2 separate regions of the Homo sapiens genome follow, and region 2 is linked to region 1. Evidence: chromatin contacts called from ENCODE Hi-C data. All regions are on one chromosome and are shown on one strand. The core of a region is the stretch at or near the end of the contact, and the rest is flanking DNA. Distances in the headings are between cores, read along the strand shown. Region 1 has its middle 19 kb from the start of C9orf152. Region 2 holds the start of TXNDC8 (thioredoxin domain containing 8).

Region 1 (4,418 bases), core at 641-3,140:
CCTCTCTCTACTAAAAATACAAAAATTAGCCAGGCGTGGTGGCCTGTACCTGTAGTCCTAGCTACTCGGGAGGCTGAGGCAGGATAATCGCTTGAACCCAGGAGGCGGAGGTTGCAGTGAACCGAGATCACGCCACTGCACTCCAGCCTGGGCAACAGAGTGATACAGTAAGACTCCATCTAAAAAAAAAAAAAAAGTTGACATTTGGGTGAGGACACAGTCAAACCATATCTGTATCTATATCTACATCTATATCTGCTTATTTTCACAGATACAGATACATACACACACAGATCAAGATATACATTTTGAGCATTCTAGAAAGTCGCCTTCAGTCTCTTCCCAATAATTAACTACAATTTATTTTTCCATTCTCCTGTTTCTACTTTTTTGCTATATGCATACAGTAAGCATTGTTCATTTTACACATCCTTTCGTGGACATTTGCTTCCATTTCTCTTTAAACCTCCCCACCCCTCTTTTTTTACAGATGCCTGTCTGGGTGAGCTGGTTTCAAGCATGGGTATTTTTTGAAAGCTCCCTCTGGTGATTCTAGAATTCTAAGATTCAGCATTGAGACCCACTGCCTTAGGACCACACTGATTATAAACTGAGGCACAAATGTGCTCAATGGATAGAGGCTTCTCTGTGAGGCTGAGTACAGAACTTGTGGGAATCTTCATGTCTCTCCTCCTTTGGGTGCCACTCTTATATTCCACTTGAGTTCCCATGGTGGGGAGAAGGGGTTGGGGAGGGTCCTATGGGGGAGGCAGCCCCATGCGTATTTTATCACACCAGCTCTGTGAGTAGAAGGCAAGGAAGTCACCCAGATGAGTCTTTGAAAAAGACTGTAGGCCAGAAGACCCTTTTTGTTCCTCCTACCAACAGGTAGGCCCTGCCGTATCCTTGAGAACCATCTCAGAGGACCCTCTTTTGGGATGCAGCTTCCTCATCCCAAAGCTTTGGAAAACCCTGAGCTTCCCCACTAGGGCTGACCTGTCTGCCTTTCATCATTACATAGAACCAGAAGTGTGCTGATGACTTCATGTCTTGGAGTTTCTCTAATTTCAGCATTATTCTTGAGATGGACTGGAAGTCATATGAAGACCAGAGAGAATGCAGTGATTACAACGAGGCAGGCTTCAGGGCAAGGGCCTGGAATGATTTGGGCAAGAAACTCCTGGAAAACCTCTCTCAGGTATTTAGCCAGAGGTGAGGAGGGTGGGCAAAGAGTTATTTTCAGGGTATTTTTCAGACACTTTAAAAATTTTAGGGTGGTTAATTTAAGAGTGATTTTGAATCCCAGCAAATCTCCTATGTCTCACTCAGGGGCTCTAAAGTGTGTTCTGCAGGCCAGCAGCATCGGCGTCACCTGGAAACATGTCCAAAATGAAAATTATTTGGCCCCACCCAGACCTGTTGACTCAGAAACTCAAGAGGTGAGGGCCAGCAGTCCGTTTTAGCGAGGCTTCCATAGGATTCTGATGCACACTCAACTTTGAAAACCACCATTTGTGGTAGAGTCTACCCCCTGCCTTAATGGGTGATCAGTATGGAGAAGTCACATTTGGTAGATTTTCCCTTGTAAACATTTCTTCTTTTTTGAGTTTAAAAAAAAAAAAAAAAAAAAAACAATCCGCCTTAGTGTCCCAAGCGTTTGGACAGAGACACAGAGAATTGCTTACTAGCTTTGGGGAGATTATGACATTTTTGCAAGATAAGTAACTTTTAGCTCCATTTTCCTATCCAGTCTACAGAATGTCCATTCTGTTAATCTCTGCTGATGGGGGAAAGGAGGTGGCAGGGTAAAAGTTTCACTCCCTACCTATCCCCATAGGAAGGGCACAGAACGTCTCACCCTTTGCTGCACTAGCCTCCAGGCCCAGGGCTGTGAAGCACGCCTTGTGTTTGCTTGCTGAGTTCCAGCTGGAGTGCTTGATGAGGAAGTAAACAGAGTTTATGCACAAAGAGAGAACATGTACTCAGTGTCTCCACATGCCAGACTCTGGTACAGAAGCAACAGATACAGAGGAAGTCACGAGCTTTGTTCTTAAGGAGGCTAAGTAACAAAAATTTAACCACTTGGAACAGGTGCAACTTCTGGGATATGTCTGAGTCAGTTCAGGCTGCCATAATTGAATACCGTAGACTGGGTGGCTTATAAACAGCAGAAATCTGTTTCTGAAAGTTCTAGAGGCTGGGAAGTGTAAGATCAATGCACTGGTAAACTCAGCATCTAATGGGGGCCTGCTTCCTGTTCATAGACGGCCATCTTCTGGCTGTGTCCTCACATGGTGGAAGGATCAAGAGATCTCTCTGGGGTCGCTTTTTTATTTTCTTTTTTTTCCCTGAGGTCTCTTTTATAAGAACACCAGTACCATTCATGAGGTCTCCATCCTCATGACCCAATCACCTCCCAAATACCCCATCTCCTAATATCACCAGATTGGGGTTCAGGATTTCAACATATGAATTTTGGAGTATGCAAACATTTACTCCATAACAGGAGATAATTAATTATAAACAACTTCATTTTTACCTTCCAAGGCCTTGGATGAAATTCATGGCTGGGTGTGTCACTCATAGGAATGAAAACCACTCGTTTCAGTTCAGAACTTAGTAAGTCCTGCCCAGCACAAGTTTAAAAACAAAAAAGCCCTCCAACTTCTTTCTCAGGAGCTCTGGGCTGGACGTCTGCAGTGAGGAAGGACGGGAAGCTTGGTTAACTGCTCTCCAAACTTGAGCTTCTAGCTCTCATCCCAAGTTACTTAGGGAAGTTTCATCCTCTCCAGGGTTGGGAGTGTACAATAACTGGGAGGGAGGTGGGTAAGACCTTACTTGAGTAATACTGTCATGAGATGCACGGGGAAGGAATTAAATGCTGACACTTTTTCTTTCCTCATTTTGGAAATTCACCCTCTAATGGATGGGATCCTCCCTGGACATGGGAGGAGGCATCTCTGCTTTTCCTGGTTGCTTAGAATCCATCTGCAGCTCCTCGGCATGCAGGAGTCAACCACCAGCTTGGTTTTGCTCTTGCTCCACACCTCACCCCTCCAAGGCAGTGGTTGTAATCAGGATCTAAGAAAATCTTAACACCATCTGTCTTAAATGCGAAGCCCCTCTCTGCTTCATGGGTCACACACATACTTTGTGCTCACAAACTCAGGAGAGGAGGCCAACCTCATGCAGCCATTAGGGACACCGTCAGCTATGACCTGGAGCCCTTTGGAGTTCTCAGGTGTGTCATGTTCTCCAGTTTACAAGGAACAAATAAAAGCTGCTTGAGGGGCCCTTTTGAAAACCTCTTTCCCACAGCTTGAAATGAGGCAGGCATCCCCTACTACCCCCTCTTTATGGGGATAGGACTCTCAGCTGACTGACAGTTCTCTCCAACAACCTTCTTCTAATTGCCAACCGCTGATGCGGCTGAGCTTGAAAGTTATGTATGAAGTTAAACAGAAAATTACCATATGACCTCACAATTCCATTCCTAGGTATACACCCAAAAGAATGGAAAAAAGGGACTAAAATAAGTACATGTACACCCATGTTTTCAGCACTGCTCACAATAGCCAAACAGTGGAAACAACCCAAGTGCCCACCAACAGAGTATGGAGAAACAAAATGTGGTCTATCCATATGATAGATTATTATTCAGCCATCAAAAGGAATGAAGTACTGATTCATGTTACAACACGGCTGAACCTTGAAAGCATTATACTAGGAGAAAGAAGCTCATTCACAAAAGGGCACATATTGTATGATTCTATTTATGTGCAATGTGCACAATAGGCAAATTCATAGACAGAAAGCAGCTTAGTGGTTGCCAGAAGCTGGAAGTGAGGGGAATGGGGAGTGACCATTTACAGGACACAGCACAGGATTTCCGTTTGGGATAATAAAAAGGTTTTGGAACTAGAGGTGGTGGTTGTATAACATTGTGAATGTACTGAATTATCTGCTTTACAATGGTTAATGTTATGTGAATTTCCTCTTAATAATTTATTACTTTTGTTTGTTTTTTTTTGAGACAGAGTCTTGCTCTGTTGCCCAGGCTGGAGTACAATGGCATCATCTCCATTGACTGCAACCTCAGCCTCCTCAGTTCAAGCAATTCTCCTGCCTCAGCCTCTCAAGTAGCTGGGATTACAGGTGCCCACCAATGCATCCAGCTAATTTTTGTATTTTTAGTAGAGATGTTTCACCATGTTGGACAGGCTGGTCTCAAACTCCTGACCTCAGGTGATCCACCCACCTCGGCCTCCTAAAGTGCTGGGATTACAGGTGTGAGCCACCGCCCCTGGCCAAGTTATTACTTTTTGTAAAGTTATGTATGATTGCCCTCTGGCTCCCCTCTGACCTTTCTGCCTGAATCTTTCTGTCTCATCCACATGGCTCTGTCCCAGGTGCTCATC
Region 2 (4,418 bases), core at 1,046-3,545, 150 kb before region 1:
CACAGCAAAAGAAACTATCATCAGAGTGAACAGGCAACCTACAGAATGGGAGAAAATTTTTGCAATCTACTCATCTGACAAAGGGCTAATATCCAGAATCTACAATGAACTCAAACAAATTTACAAGAAAAAAACAACCCTATCAACAAGTGGGCGAAGGATATGAACAGATACTTCTCAAAAGAAGACATTTATGCAGCCAAAAGACACATGAAAAAATGCTCATCATCACTGGCCATCAGAAAAATGCAAATCAAAACCACAATGAGATACCATCTCACACCAGTTAGAACGGCGATCATTAAAAAGTCAGGAGACAACAGGTGCTGGAGAGGATGTGGAGAAATAGGAACACTTTTGGGCTGTTGGTGGGACTGTAAACTAGTTCAACCATTGTGGAAGTCAGTGTGGCGATTCCTCAGGGATCTAGAACTAGAAATACCATTTGACCCAGCAATCCCATTACTGGGTATATACCCAAAGGATTATAAATCATGCTGCTATAAAGACACATGCACATGTATGTTTATTGCGGCACTATTCACAATAGCAAAGACTTGGAACCAACCCAAATGTCCAACAATGATAGACTGGATTAAGAAAATGTGGCACATATACACCATGAAATACTATGCAGCCATAAAAAAGGATGAGTTCATGTCCTTTGTAGGGACATGGATGAAGCTGGAAAGCATCATTCTCAGCAAACTATCACGAGGACAAAAAACCAAACACCGCATGTTCTCACTCATAGGTGGGAATTGAACAATGAGAACACATGGACACAGGAAGGGGAACATCACACACCGGGGCCTGTTGTGGGGTGGGGGGAGGGAGGAGGGATAGCATTTGGAGATATACCTAATGTTAAATGACGAGTTACTGGGTGCAGCACACCAACATGGCACATGTATACATTTGTAACTAACCTGCACATTGTGCACATGTACCCTAAAACTTAAACTATAATAAAAAAAATTTTTTTGTTAATACGTGTATTAGTCTCTTTTCACGTTGCTGATAAAGACATACCCAAGTCTAGGTAATTTATAAAGAAAAAGAGGTTTAATAGATTCACAGTTCCATGTGGCTGGGGAGGCCTCACAATTCTGGCAGAAGGTGAAAGTCACGTCTTACATGGCAGCAGGCAAGAGAGAATGAGAGCCAAGCAAATGGGGAAACGTCTTATAAAACCATCAGATCTCATGAGATGTATTCACTACCATGAGAACAGTATGGAAGAACTGCCCCCATTATTCAATTATCTCCCACCGGTCCCTCCCACAACCCTTGGGAATTATGGGAGCTACAATTCAAGATGAGATTTGAGTGGGGACACAGCCAAACCATATCAATACATAATACTTCTACGTATTTATGGGGTACATGTGATATTTTGTTACATGCATACTTCAAATACCTCTACAGAGGCAGCCACTGTCTCCATCTGACAGTTTTCATGCAACACATGATTGAAGGCCCAGAGCTGCATATATAGAAAAACAGAAAGAAGGATTTTGCTATTTTTGTTTTATTATAGAATCTACTATTTCTCATTTTGGTTGTTCTTGTTGCTCTGTAGATTTGAAGAACATTGGCCATGGTCATGTTCAGAATTTTTCTGACATCAGTTCTGAAAATGGCAAATCATCAAGTGCAGGGGTCAGCAAACTGCTGCTGTTCTTTGTACATCCTACTAGCTGCGAATGGTTTTTACATTTTTTAAAGGTTGCAAAAACATAAGGAACATGCAACAAAGACTGTATGAGGCCCATAAAACTAAAATAGTATCTGTTCCCTTAGAGAAAACATTTGCCAACCCTTGATCTAGAGCATAAAAGTGACATTTCTTTACTCTCTAAATAATTAGAGCAAAATAACAAAGTTCAGGGAATTTATGACTCATGAAATCAAACTTACAGGAAACTCATTATTATAGGGTTAAGACTTTAGTATTTTTCTCAACAGCAAAATCTTCAAATTCTTAAGTGAAAATCTCATCTATTTAATATTACTCTGCTTACTTCTCATTTGGTGATGGGATGGAGGGATTAGAGAAGGGAGAAGGATATTTAGAAATAGGTTATAAAAGATGAAAATAAAGCAAACACATTACTGATTCTGCATATAAAGCCCTCAGTTTTCTGATTCTTGGCTGTCCACAAATGAACTAGTCATGGCATAAAAGTGAAATAGGATCCAAAGTCTGCCAAAGTTCCAGGTTCTGAGATGACATGTTTAATGATGTCATAGAGAAGTTATCCATGTATTCCAGGCAGGATACTGTAATAAATAGGAGACAGCTACAGTGATCCAACTAAACCAACAGGGGATTTTCATCAGCACTTCCCTGGTGTAATCATGGTACAGATTATTAAAGACACGGCAAGTATTTATTTGGCTTCACTGAGTATTTCAAATGTGGACATCTTGGGAACAGATTTGAAAAACTTTAAGAATGTGTTCTCTCTATCCAGTATTCTATCATTGCATTGTAGCAAGGGGAGAGTTCTAAATTCTTGTTCTTTATCTTGTTCCTTGAGGGATGGTACTATCAAGAAAAGCAGCCAAGGGTCAAATTGATAAAGAAGGGCTTTCTTCCTCCTGGACTTTTATTTCCTGCCTGACTTCAGGTGAATCCCAGACCAGCTCCTAGTACATCCCATCCTGTATCTGATCCCATGGATCGTACCTCAGTTGTGCTTGGAAAATTCCATGGAAGTAAGGAAGTCCACATCTTTTCTCTTATCCAAGGAAAAATAATAGAAACCCCAGATGTGGAATGGGGTGGGAAAATTGGGAACAGCCCAATGTTGCTGTCACAACAAATCTAAATTCATGTATAGGACAGAGATAATTCTTGATTTATAAAGGAGAAAATTGCCTCTAAAAGAGAGGTTCAGGGCTAGTTCGTTTAAGAGGTGGTGTGGGCATTAGAACCCAGACCTTCTGATGCCTGCCCTCATTACAAGAAGTCAAGAGCTGGAGGAGGGGAGGGGGTTTGGGGCCTGAGCCTCATGTCCACCAGCAGCCTCAGATTTAGACTTGTGACATTTTCCCCAAAGGTGGCTATACAGATCACAAAAATGACACTGACCAGATTGAAAGAGAGTACTGCCCTGTAACTTCGACATAAGAACATGTTTTGAAACATCACACATTTGCTAATGCTTTTGACACTTATTGTTTTAATATTCTGGGGATGTCACAGAATAGCCTGGAGCCTTATTCCCTCAGAAGACCTTTCATCTCCTCCCCAGGGACCTTTCCAGAGGCCCTGATCTCCATCCCATCTTTATTCAGATGCCACCTTCTCTTTGAGGTTGACCTTGGCCATCCAGACTACAGTTGTAATCCAACCCCCATTCTTCCTTCCTACTTCATTTTCTTTTTATTTTCTTTATTAGCAATTAGCACTAATATACTACAAATATTACCTATTGACCTTATAGTAAGCTTCCCATTCTAAAATGTAAACTCCATGGAGACAGAATGCCTAGTTTTTGTTTTGTTTTGTTTTGTTTTTGTCCACAGTGGTATCCTAGCAGTTTGTGCAGTAGCTGGCATAGTATAGGCCTCAATACGCATATGTTAAATAAATACCTATACTATGAGAGTATTCCCTTCAGATAGTTTAGTCAAGTCAAGTTCATGGGTCCAATTAGGCCAGCTCACACCCAAACAACAACTACTGGAAAGTGAAGAGTGTTGGGAGTTTGTGAGGATAGCATCTACCTTACAACTTCAGAAGCAAGTGAGAAATAAAGGCTTGGCAAGGTTCTCTGAAAAGTTAGTTACTCCCTCCCAGAGGAATATTGATAAAGAAAGAGAGTGCATCTTCTTTGAGTCATCACTTTCACCTGATTGAAACTAAACAAAGTAGCCACATAATTGTCAAGGCTATTATAGAGCAGGCATGTTGTATTAGTCTATTTGCATACTGCTATGAAGAAATGCCCAATACTTGGTAATTTATAAAGAAAAAAAGATCTAATGAACTCACGGTTCCACATGGCTGGGAAGACCTCACAATCATGGTGAAGGCGAAGGAGGGGCAAAGGCATGTCTGACATGGCGGCAGGCAAGACAGCGTGTGCAGGGGAACTGCCCTTTATAAAACCGTCAGATATTTTTAGACTGACTCACTGTCATGAGAACAGCATGGGAAAAACCCACCCCCATAATTCATTTACCTCCCACTAGGTCTCTCCCATGACATGTGGGGATTATGGGAGCTACAATTCAAGATGAGATTTGGGTGGGGACTCAGCCAAACTGTATCACATGTCATTTGTATGGATTAAACCCATCCATAGTGGGAATAGGCCTTGCTTGACTTAATACAATTAACAATCCCATCCCCCTCCTCTTAATGTTCGGTCCAGGAATAAGCACACAATGCAATTAGGGCCAATGAA

Evidence for each region. Hi-C counts contacts between places; a loop is a spot of excess contacts on that map. Pooled maps may share reads with other maps.
Region 2: a loop to region 1 is called in a map of Calu3, with 3 times the contacts of the local background. The contact joins the promoter of TXNDC8 here to the enhancer-like site in region 1. A Hi-C loop is called at or near these places in 5 of 168 maps with a recorded cell type or tissue (Caco-2, Calu3, HepG2 and 2 more), 4 of 37 single-sample maps with no recorded cell type and 5 of 50 pooled maps.

What each region holds. Positions count from the first base shown.
Region 1 is chr9:110,186,748-110,191,165 of GRCh38, reverse strand. No RefSeq gene overlaps it. Among named protein-coding and RNA genes, the nearest start is that of C9orf152, 19 kb to the left of the region's middle. Within about 2 kb of position 1,890, at least 20 of the 41 ENCODE cell types and tissues checked have a DNase peak (open chromatin) inside an H3K27ac peak, as active enhancers do.
Region 2 is chr9:110,335,740-110,340,157 of GRCh38, reverse strand. TXNDC8 (thioredoxin domain containing 8) reads left to right here and starts at 2,295. Exons shown (of 6, transcript NM_001424031.1): 1 at 2,295-2,385. The coding sequence starts at 2,362. It overlaps LOC124902245 (a long non-coding RNA gene), which reads right to left and starts at 3,954. Exons shown (of 2, transcript XR_007061728.1): 1 at 1,921-3,954; 2 at 1,516-1,633.